Regions from separate parts of the Homo sapiens genome. Here region 1 is linked to region 2. Evidence: chromatin loops called from intact Hi-C (ENCODE). Cell type or tissue: endothelial cell of umbilical vein. All regions are shown on one strand. Each heading gives the region's core, and the rest is flanking DNA. Links, peaks and the distances in the headings are about the cores only.

What was found. Hi-C counts contacts between places; a loop is a spot of excess contacts. Peaks named below come from ENCODE experiments on the same cell type or tissue, not always from the same donor. Only the 100,000 strongest peaks of a DNase experiment are listed, where the experiment ranks them.
Region 1: a loop joins it to region 2, with 4 times the contacts of the local background. A loop is called at or near these places in 1 of 110 quality-filtered maps.

The regions. Positions count from the first base shown.
Region 1 is chr5:67,908,132-67,913,514 of GRCh38, reverse strand. It overlaps LOC105379007 (a long non-coding RNA gene), which reads right to left and starts at 2,644. Exons shown (of 4, transcript XR_948392.3): 1 at 2,447-2,644. In endothelial cell of umbilical vein, for the core only: no CTCF peak of the experiment used is centred there; a DNase peak (open chromatin) is centred at 2,694.
Region 2 is chr5:67,996,647-68,002,029 of GRCh38, reverse strand. No RefSeq gene overlaps it. Among named protein-coding and RNA genes, the nearest start is that of LINC02219, 190 kb to the left of the region's middle. In endothelial cell of umbilical vein, for the core only: no CTCF peak of the experiment used is centred there; a DNase peak (open chromatin) is centred at 2,919; H3K27ac peaks cover 1,355 bases.

The sequences.
Region 1 (5,383 bases), core at 182-5,181, 88 kb after region 2:
TAAGAGACATATATGAACACAAAAGAGAACGGTGGAACAGGAGGATTAGTGACCAAGTGCTTGTAATGTGTATCTAGAGATTTCCCAAACTCTCAGCCTCTGCCTACTCTACACCTTCGCAGCTGGAATCCTTAGGCCTTACCTGGAGGTTCAGCTCCACACAGAACCTGGAAACATTCCTGACTTCTGCCTATGAACCTCAATGCATCAAATAATGTAGAAGGCAAAGATAAGTATAGCTTATATTCTTAAATAATATTTTCTCAAATAAAGTTTGAGAAAAAAATTGGGAGTTCAGTTGACATGTAGTTTCTATAGTGACCACATTAATAGGCAGCTGTAGTACATGCAAAGAGGTTGCCTCTAAGTCAGGGAAGATATTTCCTTAGCAATGGAAAAGACAGCAAGACCAGACTCAGGAATAAAAGTTTTGCTTGGGGGTGAACCCAAAACACAGAAAGAACAAGAATGGACATTGGAAGTATTTGAAAAGGTTTATCTGCCATTTCAGGTTAGTTTTTTACTGCGTTTTGGAAAATGACATCCTAAACTTCCAGAAATTCAGTAATTCATCACTGTAGAGATAGAAACTATAAATTCTGCTCATGTATTAATCATGGTTTTTTATTTTCTATATTTCATGATGTTTTGACATCTTGGGGCCTTGTGGATCTAGTGAAAAACTGACTGCCCCTCTCAGGGTTAGTTAATTCCTAGGGAAAACAAAAAACTTACCTGTGAACACAGCTTTCATATGTAAACCAACCAATCCTGGATCCCCATGTGTCTTCTGTTATTGGATTTTTACAGTCCAGATCACACCAGGGCTAGGTACAAAACAATCAGAGACCACTCCTACAGCCCAGAGCTCGCCCAAATTGTTCAAACCTTGCTATCCTAAGCCTGCTCAGCTGCTTAATCTGCCTCACCCATTTCTTCATGCAAAAGACACAATAAAGACTGTGCCCCCTCCCTCCTTCTTCCTCCTGATTGACCATGGTACTTCCCTGTGGCCCTGCACAGTATTTGAGCTCACTCCTCTTGGACACTATGACAAACTATCGTTTCGGTGGCAACCATCTTATCTGTTGGCCTCACCATACCTGAATAAAAACAAAATCCTAGGTACACTTGAAGCAACCCAAAGCAAGAGAAATCTACATTCAGAAGCCTGCAGCTTCTGGCTGGATTATCTTGGCAAGGCTCAACCGTTTAGAGCCTCAGTTTCCTCATCTATAAAACTGAAATAATAATTATTATCTAGCAGAGCCATGGGGAGAATTTATACGTGTGAAAGCACTCATCATAGTTTATGCTTACCTAATGTTTGTTCCTACATTTGTTTAATTACCCATTCATTCATTGCTATCCACCTGTAGTCTATAAACACAATTCAATTATTACCTTGTCCATCCTTATTAATTCTATAGTAAATTCTGATGCTCTTTCCAAGTGTATCTATGGCTTCTGAGCACTGTCATGAAATCTCACTCTTTTTTCACTCTGTGTGTGGCTTCACCGAGAGCTCTCCCCTTGAGTCCCTTGGTTGATTTCTGCCACAGCTATTATAAAGTCATGCAATTTTGGAAAAGGCCAGTCTCACTGTTTATGCTGACATCTGTCAATCTTATCAAGCAATTTTGTCTACAAAAGGGGAGTCAAAAACCTTCTGTTGGGCAGAAAAAGAAATCACATTTTTGGCAGATAATTAGTAAAATAAACATCTGAAAGCTGTAGATAATTTGTATTGCACTACAGGCTTTGTGGATGTTTTACCGCCTACGCTCCTCTAATTAGGGAATAGGGCTGATAAATGCTGAAGTGGAGAGAGATCCCTGAGACACAGAGCCAAATGCTCCAGCTGGACTAAAATTACCAAGAAGATCAATTAAAAGAAGGAAGATGACCAGTGTAGCAAAGAGCATCAGGGTGGGGTCAAATTTGAGACAGATGGCAAATGAGGCAACTTCAAGAGAGACAGGCTGTCCCAGAGTTTTTTTATTGTATTCCTGATGAACAAGACTAAGGAGAAATCTGAACACTTAACAAGAACTGTGCAAAAAGATCTGGCACCAAATGCAGGGTGGGATAAAGAGAGACACTGGCCTTGGACAGCCCAGACCTGGTTCACTGGCTCAGGCAGTTCTGCCAATGAGGTTTCCCTTTTTAGGGATGGCAGACAAGAGACCACTGCAGTGGTAAAGGAAGTAATATTTTTAAAAATGTATAAATTATGAAGAGCTATATAAGAAGGGCTATTATCAATGACAGAATTGCTGTGCTTCAGTCTCTTGTTTGAAAGAATAAGTACAAATGTTTAAAAGCCCAGTCTCTGGAGTCAGATTAAGTAGGCTCAAATTCTAGCTTTGCTACTTGTTCTTTGTGGCTTGACGTTTTGAACCCTCAGCCTCCTTACTGCAGAAATAAATAAAATCATAGTGCCTACCTCATGGGCTGCTGGAAAGGTTAGAGGAGGTCTGCACATAAATCTCTTCTCAGAGGTCCTAGTTCATAGGAAGCACTCAGTAAGTATTATATATTAATATTTGCCCAGCCTCCTCAGGTGCCTGTTGCAGGTACAACTGCAGGATTTTCCAAGCACAACGGCGAATTATCTCCTGCCCAAGCCTCTGACACTCCAGCGAGGCTTTCTCTGTGTGAGTGGGTCTGTTAACGTTAATGGGGGTGCAGGGGGCATGGAGGGGAGGAGGCTGACTAGGAAATTCCTATCATGGCTACAAGTTCCTGTGGAAGTGTTACAGTGTTTAATGTCATTGTTCTAATATCACCCATATTTGATATCATTGTTTGAGATTTTGGCTCAGAGTCCACAATTTACTATTCTGTGGAGTTGTTGGACTCTTGGACTGACCTAAACATTTCTAGAGTGAGATATGAATTCTACACCTTGCCTTGGATAATTATTACCTAATTAGCAACTTAGTGAAATACTGTTTTTGTTTGTTTGTTTGTTTGTTTGCTTTTTTTGCTAGTATTTCCCCAGCACAGAATTTCTCCACACAAATTCACTTAAGCCTTTTGATGGCAAGCTTGAGGAGCAAGTGCCTTTTTGTTGTTCTTTGTTAAAATAATTCCCCTGTTGTACGTGTCTTGCATGAGGCTGCTGTCAGTAAGAAATGCCTCTAGTCACCATTCAGCCATCTAAATATAAGACATTCCTTTGTACCAACTTTCACGTATGTATCTCCAGGCTGTGCAAATATTAAGAGTAACCTGGTTAAATTATCTCTGACTTTAAAGGAGTTCTGTACACCATAGGATTTCATAGTCCTGTGACTTAACCCTTGAATTTCTCTAATAACCAAAAGAAAAAGGTTCTAAAAAGTGCTTATTACCTTTTTGTAAAGTTCTACTCTTTTCCTGCCCTTTCAAGTGCCTGAAGATCAACAGTTGTGCAATTAATGCAGTGCTCACTGCATTTTTTTTTCCAGATGGAAAACATACCCACTGTTAAGTAGTTTGGGACAGCGTCTCATTTGAGCAGCTAAAGAGCCAAAGTCCCTGCTACCCCACTAGATAGAATCCATTGTATATCTATGAATAAGAAACCCTGGCATCTGGGGAGCTGGGCAAAGTAAGGGGGCTGGGACATACACTGTGCCAGGACCAAGTTCCTGTGCTGGATGGCCGATTGTAGAAGAAAACCAGGCATCAACAGGGACGGGTGCAGTGGCTCACGTCTGTAATCCCAGCACTTTGGGAGGCCGAGACAGGCAGATCATGAGGTCAGGAGTTCGAGACCAGCCTGGCCAATACGGTGAAACCCCGTTTCTACTAAAAATACAAAAATTAGCCAGGCGTAGTGGCGGGCGCCTGTAGTCCCAGCTACTCAGGAGGCTGAGGCAGAAGAATGACTTGAACCAGGGAGGCGGAGCTCACAGTGAGCCGAGATCACACTATTGCACTCCAACCTGGGTGACAGAGCAAGACTACATCTCAAACAAACAAACAAACAAACAAACAAAAAACAAACCAGACATCATCAATTCAAAATTAAGAGATGGGAAGAGAAGACTGATTTGCTGGGCAACTGGTTTCATCTGTAATGAAGATTATAGTGCTCAGTGACCAAGTCATATCTAATGAGATAAATGTGTTAACGTATTTTGGACACCAGAACACTAGACAGCTGTGTAATTTTAGGAACTCTCAGGGTTATTTTAATTGTTGATATTATTATCTTATTGTAACTGGTAGACACGGAAATTCATGTCTAGGTGCATTCAACATGAAGGAGTAAATTACTACAGTGCTCTGAATATTTCTGATAATTGGAAAACATTTAAATCCCCCAATTATTTATTTTAAAAATAGAACACTATAGAAAAGTTGAAAATAGTACGAGTCCCCTTTTTTCCTTTACTAAGATTGTGCAATTTTACCATATTTGTGACACTTCTCTCCCTGTCTTATTTATATTTATTTATTTAAAGTACGTGGAAGTACTCACCCAAGATATTGACACTTATTCCATATTATCTAATGTGCTGTCTATATTTAAATTCCCCCAATCATCCCCAATATATATTTTATAGAATTTTTTTAAATCAAAGATCCAGCCAAGTTAGCATGCTGTATTTTGTTGTTACGCTTCTTTAACTTAGAAAATTCTCCTCCACTTTTGTCTTTTTTGCTTTTTATGATATTGGCTTTTTTGAAGAGTCCAGGAACTGTCACAGAGTGTCCCACATTCTAGATTTATTTCATTTACTCCTTAAGTTTACATTACTTTGAAACGTTTCTGGCAAAACTACTACATAGGTGATATTGTGTGTTTTGCTGCTTCTCATGAGGGGGCACAAAATGTCAGTTTGTCCCTCCATTCCTAACAGTAACGCCTTTAAGGTTGGATTTGGCTGGGCTCTCTTAGGGAGCATTAGCATCAAGACTTGTGGCCACACCCCTTGGCACACTGCCCTTCTACAGCTTTCCATGAGGGCATGCCTGCTGATGACCCTGGGGACCACGTTGGGCCATCAAGAAATAACCAATAAGAGTGATTCTGGAGAAGCTTCCCTTTGGAGCCTCCAGTTTCATATGACAGTCTCTGAGCCAATCTATCCAGAGGAAAGCTTAATTGGCAATTGGCATGCTGCTGAGACTGACACCCGGTAAGCCTCACCTTTATAACTCCAGATTCCTTTCATAATGATGGCTAGCCATGTACTGGCTAGTTTCCAGTTCTAGGCATGACTAGGTGGGCAGTGATATACTTTCGGTTTTCTTATCTGCTCAGTATACATGTGCATGGGCAAAAGACTTCACACACGACATTCATGAAATTTAGTGAGACTTGGCTAAAGATTACCAAACATTCTTAGGGACCTGTCTACCTGAACAAAGGAGATGAAGCAGGGAAATG
Region 2 (5,383 bases), core at 237-5,236:
CACATTTTTATAATAAATTTATTTTCTATAATGTAAATATACTGTATGTTAAAATATAAAGTATAATATTTTATAATATACATTTATTTATATCAAATCGCATCTCAAACTAGGACCAAAAAGAAATAAGATATGTTTTATTGAAGTTATTTAATCAACAAACATTTATTGAACTGAATATTATATGTAAAAGCCCACCACTGTACCAAGTGCTGGAGGTACTGAGAGTGGAAGGGTTTGATCGCTCCCTGCCTTCAGAGACCTTACGATCAAGCAGGCTTCACAATTCCCCAGTCCTCCTTCTGCTTCCTCATGAAACCCACCCAGGAGTGTCCTAACAAACCTGTAAGTGTATGTCTCTAGGTTCCAATTAATTGTGACTTCATTCTTATTTTTAAAAAAATCCAGAAGGAAGCTTTTTAAAAAATCTATAAGAATATTTAATAACATTTTTGTTAAATGGTGAATGCCAGGGACAAATATGTTCTGCAATTTTATATCTTATTTAAGAGTGATTCTTGTCCAGGTGTGGTGGCTCACGTCTGTAATCCCAGTACTTTGGGAGGCCGAGGGTGGAGGATCACTTGAGGCCAGGAGCTCAAGACTAGCCTGGCCAAGATGGTGAAACGTCATCTCTACTAAAAATACAAGTATACAAAAATTGCCAGGTGTGGTGATGCATGCCTGTAATCCCAGCTACTTGGGAGGCTGAGGCAAGAGAATTGCTTGAACATGGGAGGCAGAGGTTGCAGTGAGCCAAGATGGTACCAATGCACTCTGGTCTGGGCCACAGAGCAAGACTGTTTCAAGAAAAAAAAAAAATAATAAGTGATTCCTAAGGCACATTTGACAGGCCATCTTTCAAAGGAAGAATTTTCAACCTTAGCATGAGCTGACATTGCCCCTCTAGCACACTCACACAAAAGGAAAAGGTGACATTCCCTTTGACTTCCTGGTTCTAGTCTACTAGTATCATGCAAGGAGGAGGCTGCACTACTGCAGTCACATGGGATGGGAATTTAGAACTATAAACTGCAGGAAGGATGTGGATGATGGCAATTTGACCATGAATTCCAGCTAGCCCTAGTTAAATAAGCAGGCACTAACTATCCCAGGAGATTGTCTTGAGGGCTTTATAGACTTACAGCTGTTGGAATATTAAAGAAATTCTCCAAAGACACAAAATAGATTTGGGGAGCAAATTATGACCCTTGGGATCTGTCTTCCTCACTCTTAGGCCCTAGGGGCTGCATTTTAGTGTACTGAGCTTACTCAATCACTTTTTAATGCCTTGGGAAAATATGTCACACATAAAATTAAATTTGTGTTTGTTTCAATGTCAATATCACATGTGTGTATGAATTTAATGACATAGAAACAAGAAAGGAAGCTCAAGACATATCAGATATATTGTGAGCCAGTGGTTAGTGTTGTTCCTGTTCAACTCTTGAGGATGTTTGGCAATGTTTGGAGACATTTTTAGTTGTGACAGATGGGAAAAGAGTGTTTCTGGCATCTAATAGAAAGAGGCCGAGGGCACTTTGCTGAACATCCTATGATACATAGGACAGGCCCTCTCAACACAGAATTATTAGGTCCAAAATATCAATAGTATTGAGGTTGAGAAATCCTGGGTTAGGCCTTGGCTAGTGAAATAAGGAATGATAAGACCTCCATTCTTTCTTATTATCTTGTTACATATTTTCATTTTCACCATGCTCCCCAAGACAGCTATTAAATACAAAGAAAAATTTAAATGAGGTCTTTGTCCTCATAGATCTTGTAGAGTTCATTTAATAAGACCATGTAGATACCTATAAAGTGTTAAATAACAATACAATAGAACAATGAACAAAAATAAAGCAGAGTATTAATTGCCAAATATTGGTATGGGCAATTTTGCCATGAGTTAAGAGATGGAAGAGGACATACTCGAAATAGGAATTTGCGGCTGGACGCGGTGGCTCATGCTTGTAATCCCGGCACTTTGGGAGGCCAAGGCCGGTGGATCACCTGAGGTTAGGAGTTCGAGACCAGCCTGGCCAACATGGTGAAACCCCATCTCTACTAAAAATACAAAAAATTAGCTGGGCGTGGTGGCAGGCACCTGTAATCCTAGCTACTCAGGAGGCTGACGCAGAAGAATGGCTTGAACCCAGGAGGCATAGGTTTCAGTGAGCTGAGATCATGCTACTGCACTCCAACCTGGGCAACAAGAGTGAAACTCCATCTCAAAAAGAAAAAAAAAAAAGAAAAGAAATAGGAATTTGCATTAAGATAACAGACTCTGTGGGAACAGGGCTCTGGTGTCTTCTGCATATTGCTGTGTTCCTATCACTTAGTACAGTGCCTGGCATGTAACAGCTACTCACTATACTCAAAAAATACTTATTGCATGAATCCAGGAATAGATTTAGAGAGAGAGGCCAAATATTTTCTGGAAGATTGGGAGGAATGGAAAAAGTCAATGCAAGGAGAAAAGAATGGGATTGATATATTTCCAAATTCCATGTATCTTGGGGACCGTATTGAAATAGGAAAGTAGGTGTGGGTGTAGTAAAAGGAAGTTGGTGCTAGTTTAGGAAATTCGGGTTTGCTGCATAGATACTGGGAACACAAATTGGAATTATGTTTGTTCCAGAATAATTGCAATCCGTTTAATGCTTGCTTGTTTGAATCTGAGGGGGTGTGTCTTTAATTGCTCTTCACTGAGGACAGATGCCAAGTGCGTGTGTGAGTGTAAATCTCTGTGTGCGTGGGGTTGTGGGTGTTGTGTTAACTTCGTCATCCTCTTTATCTAAATGTCTTCCTGATCCTCTTGCCTGAGCCTCCACCTTTTCTGTCTAGCCTGCACTGAGTTCCCTTCTCATGCATGTGGCAGTGACTCAGGGGCGGAAGAAGGACTGCCCAGCCTGTGCCTGGTCACTTCCTGCTGTGCCTCCAGCAGGGTCTGCACATGACGCTCCGATTTTCCCAGCAGACCTGAGGAAGTGCCCACATGGCGTGTCTGCCATGGGGGAATGCAGCTTTGCTGTCATTGTCACTGAGCTGCCATTTAACTGAAGGTTTACAGCAGCCCCAAAGTGTCTGCTGGCCTCCTCATGGAAAGTGGAAAAGGCAAGGGCAGGGAAGGGCTCATCTGAGTGACACTCTGTGCTGCCTGCTCTTCCTCCACTGCTTGACTTGGCATCTGTCATGGGTTATGTAAACAAATAAGAGGAACAATCCACGCAGGGCCACTGGCTTTAACATGCCTTTCCTGTGTCCCAGGGTGTGCGTAAGCAGGGAACACAGTGGGTGATGACAGGGGTTTGTTCCTGCCTAGAAGGGAGATTCTTTTCTGGCCTGGAAAGTTCTTTTTTTTTTTTCTTTTGCTTTCTTTTTTTTCTTTTTCTTTTTTTTTTTTTTGAGACAGCGTCTCACTCTGTTGCACAGGCTGGAGTACGGTGGCACGATCTCGGCTCACTGCAACCTCTGCCTCCTGGGTTCAAGCGATTCTCCTGCCTCAGCCTCCCGAGTAGCTGGGATTACAGGTATGCACCACCATGCCTGGCTAATTTTTGCATTTTTAGTAGAGACAGGGTTTCACTCTGTTGGCCAGGCGGCTGGTCTCGAACTCCTGACCTCAAGTGCTCTGCCCACCTCTGCCTCCCAAAGTGTTGCGATTACAGATGTGAGCCACCGCACCCAGCGAAAGTTCTAAGAGCTTCCTTTTAGACTTTCCCCCTTTGCCCTTTGATACCCCTGTCTTTGTGATACAGAAGGTGAGCTAAGGCTGCAGGGTGCCAAGGATCACTAGACACAAGACACCCAGGAGGCCACTAGAGACAAGCCTGGTTCTGAGTAACCTCTGTTCCAAAATGATTGGCCTGCACCCAGAGGGAGGGCACCTGGATGCCAAGAAGTAGTAATGAATTGGGGAAAAGAGTGGAAAGACATGACATTGATGGCTTGTTTTCATAAACACTAGTCTTAATTGTGATGACATACAGAAGAGTGTTATTATAATATTCAATGCATAAAGTTAGCATGACAATAACCTCACATTCTCTAGCATGACCTCATGTTCTCTTTCAGTGACTGATTATTATTTTCATTATTATGTTTTGAAGCAATTCTGCTGAAGGATGATCAGTGTGGATTTTACACATTTTACAGTAGAGGAAACAAAGCCACCAGGAAAGTTCACTACCCAACGATTTGAAATGGTCACTGCATTTCCCACGGAAAGAGTTCACATTGTCCAAGGCTTGTAGGACATTTACTAAGATGGAATCCTGTGAAATTGCCAATATTGGGTGAATTTTTTATGTATAAAAATAGCAGTTTCATAGCTCCAACATAAAATTATCAACAAAGGAAACTATCTTTTCTACCTCTTATAGTGGAAGGTGTTTGGGGTCTTTATTTTTTAATTTTAGAATAGGCATACTTGGTTCGACCTCCACTGTAGAATAAATTTATTTCCCAATTCTGGGAAGGAAACCCAGGTTCCCCAAGCTTTGAAGATTCCTGATGGTCAGTACTTGCCTTCCCCAGCCGCTCAGGCTGCAGTCCTGAGAATCCTCACCCTGGAAGCTCAGCCCTGCCTAGTCTTGGAGCAATTCCTGACCCAGGTGGACAAATATCAGTTGGCTCAGTACCTACATGTTGGGGTCTAGAATTAGTCTGGCTTCCCTGAGCCCAGAGTCCACATGCCAGGGATGAACTCTTGGCATCTCACAGCCATCACTGTGCAATCACCTGCCCTTCCCAAGCCATGTCCCAGGCCATACACCTGAGCCTCTTCTGCCTTGGTTTCCTGAACTGCATTTTGTTTTCCTTCTTGGGGTTTAATTATGCTGTTAATGTAAGCCATCTTGGCATGTGACATAGCTATTCACTGTCATCCTCTGAGGGAATAGGCTTGTACCCAATATTCCAGCCCCTGACTGGTGTCCTGCTTCAAAATGGGTAGACCTTCCTGACTCATGGCCCTGCTCCCCCCATCTTTCAGCAGCTCCTCAAGGTGTCATCAGCCCTGATCACACCAGGGTTTGACATTCCTCTTTAAACACCTTTTAACCCAGGAGGCCTTTTAACCCAGGAGGCCTTGCCTCTTCTTGGCTTTCTTCCAAGACACAGCATGACCCGTAGCACGGGCGTCGTCCATGGCAGAGATGCGGAACCTTCCTAGTTGGCCTTCCAGGCTGCTCTCAGATGAGGCAGTGACTGCCCACCGTCGGCTCTTGAGTTCCCCATTCCACTTACAGTTTGGGACAGAATCCCATTTTGTGGTTGGTGATGAAGAGATAAGAACAGAAGTGGGTGGGAGAAACCAAACACCACCTGGCCTGAAGCAGCACAGGCTGAGGGGACAACAGAGCAGAATGGCCAGGAGGCC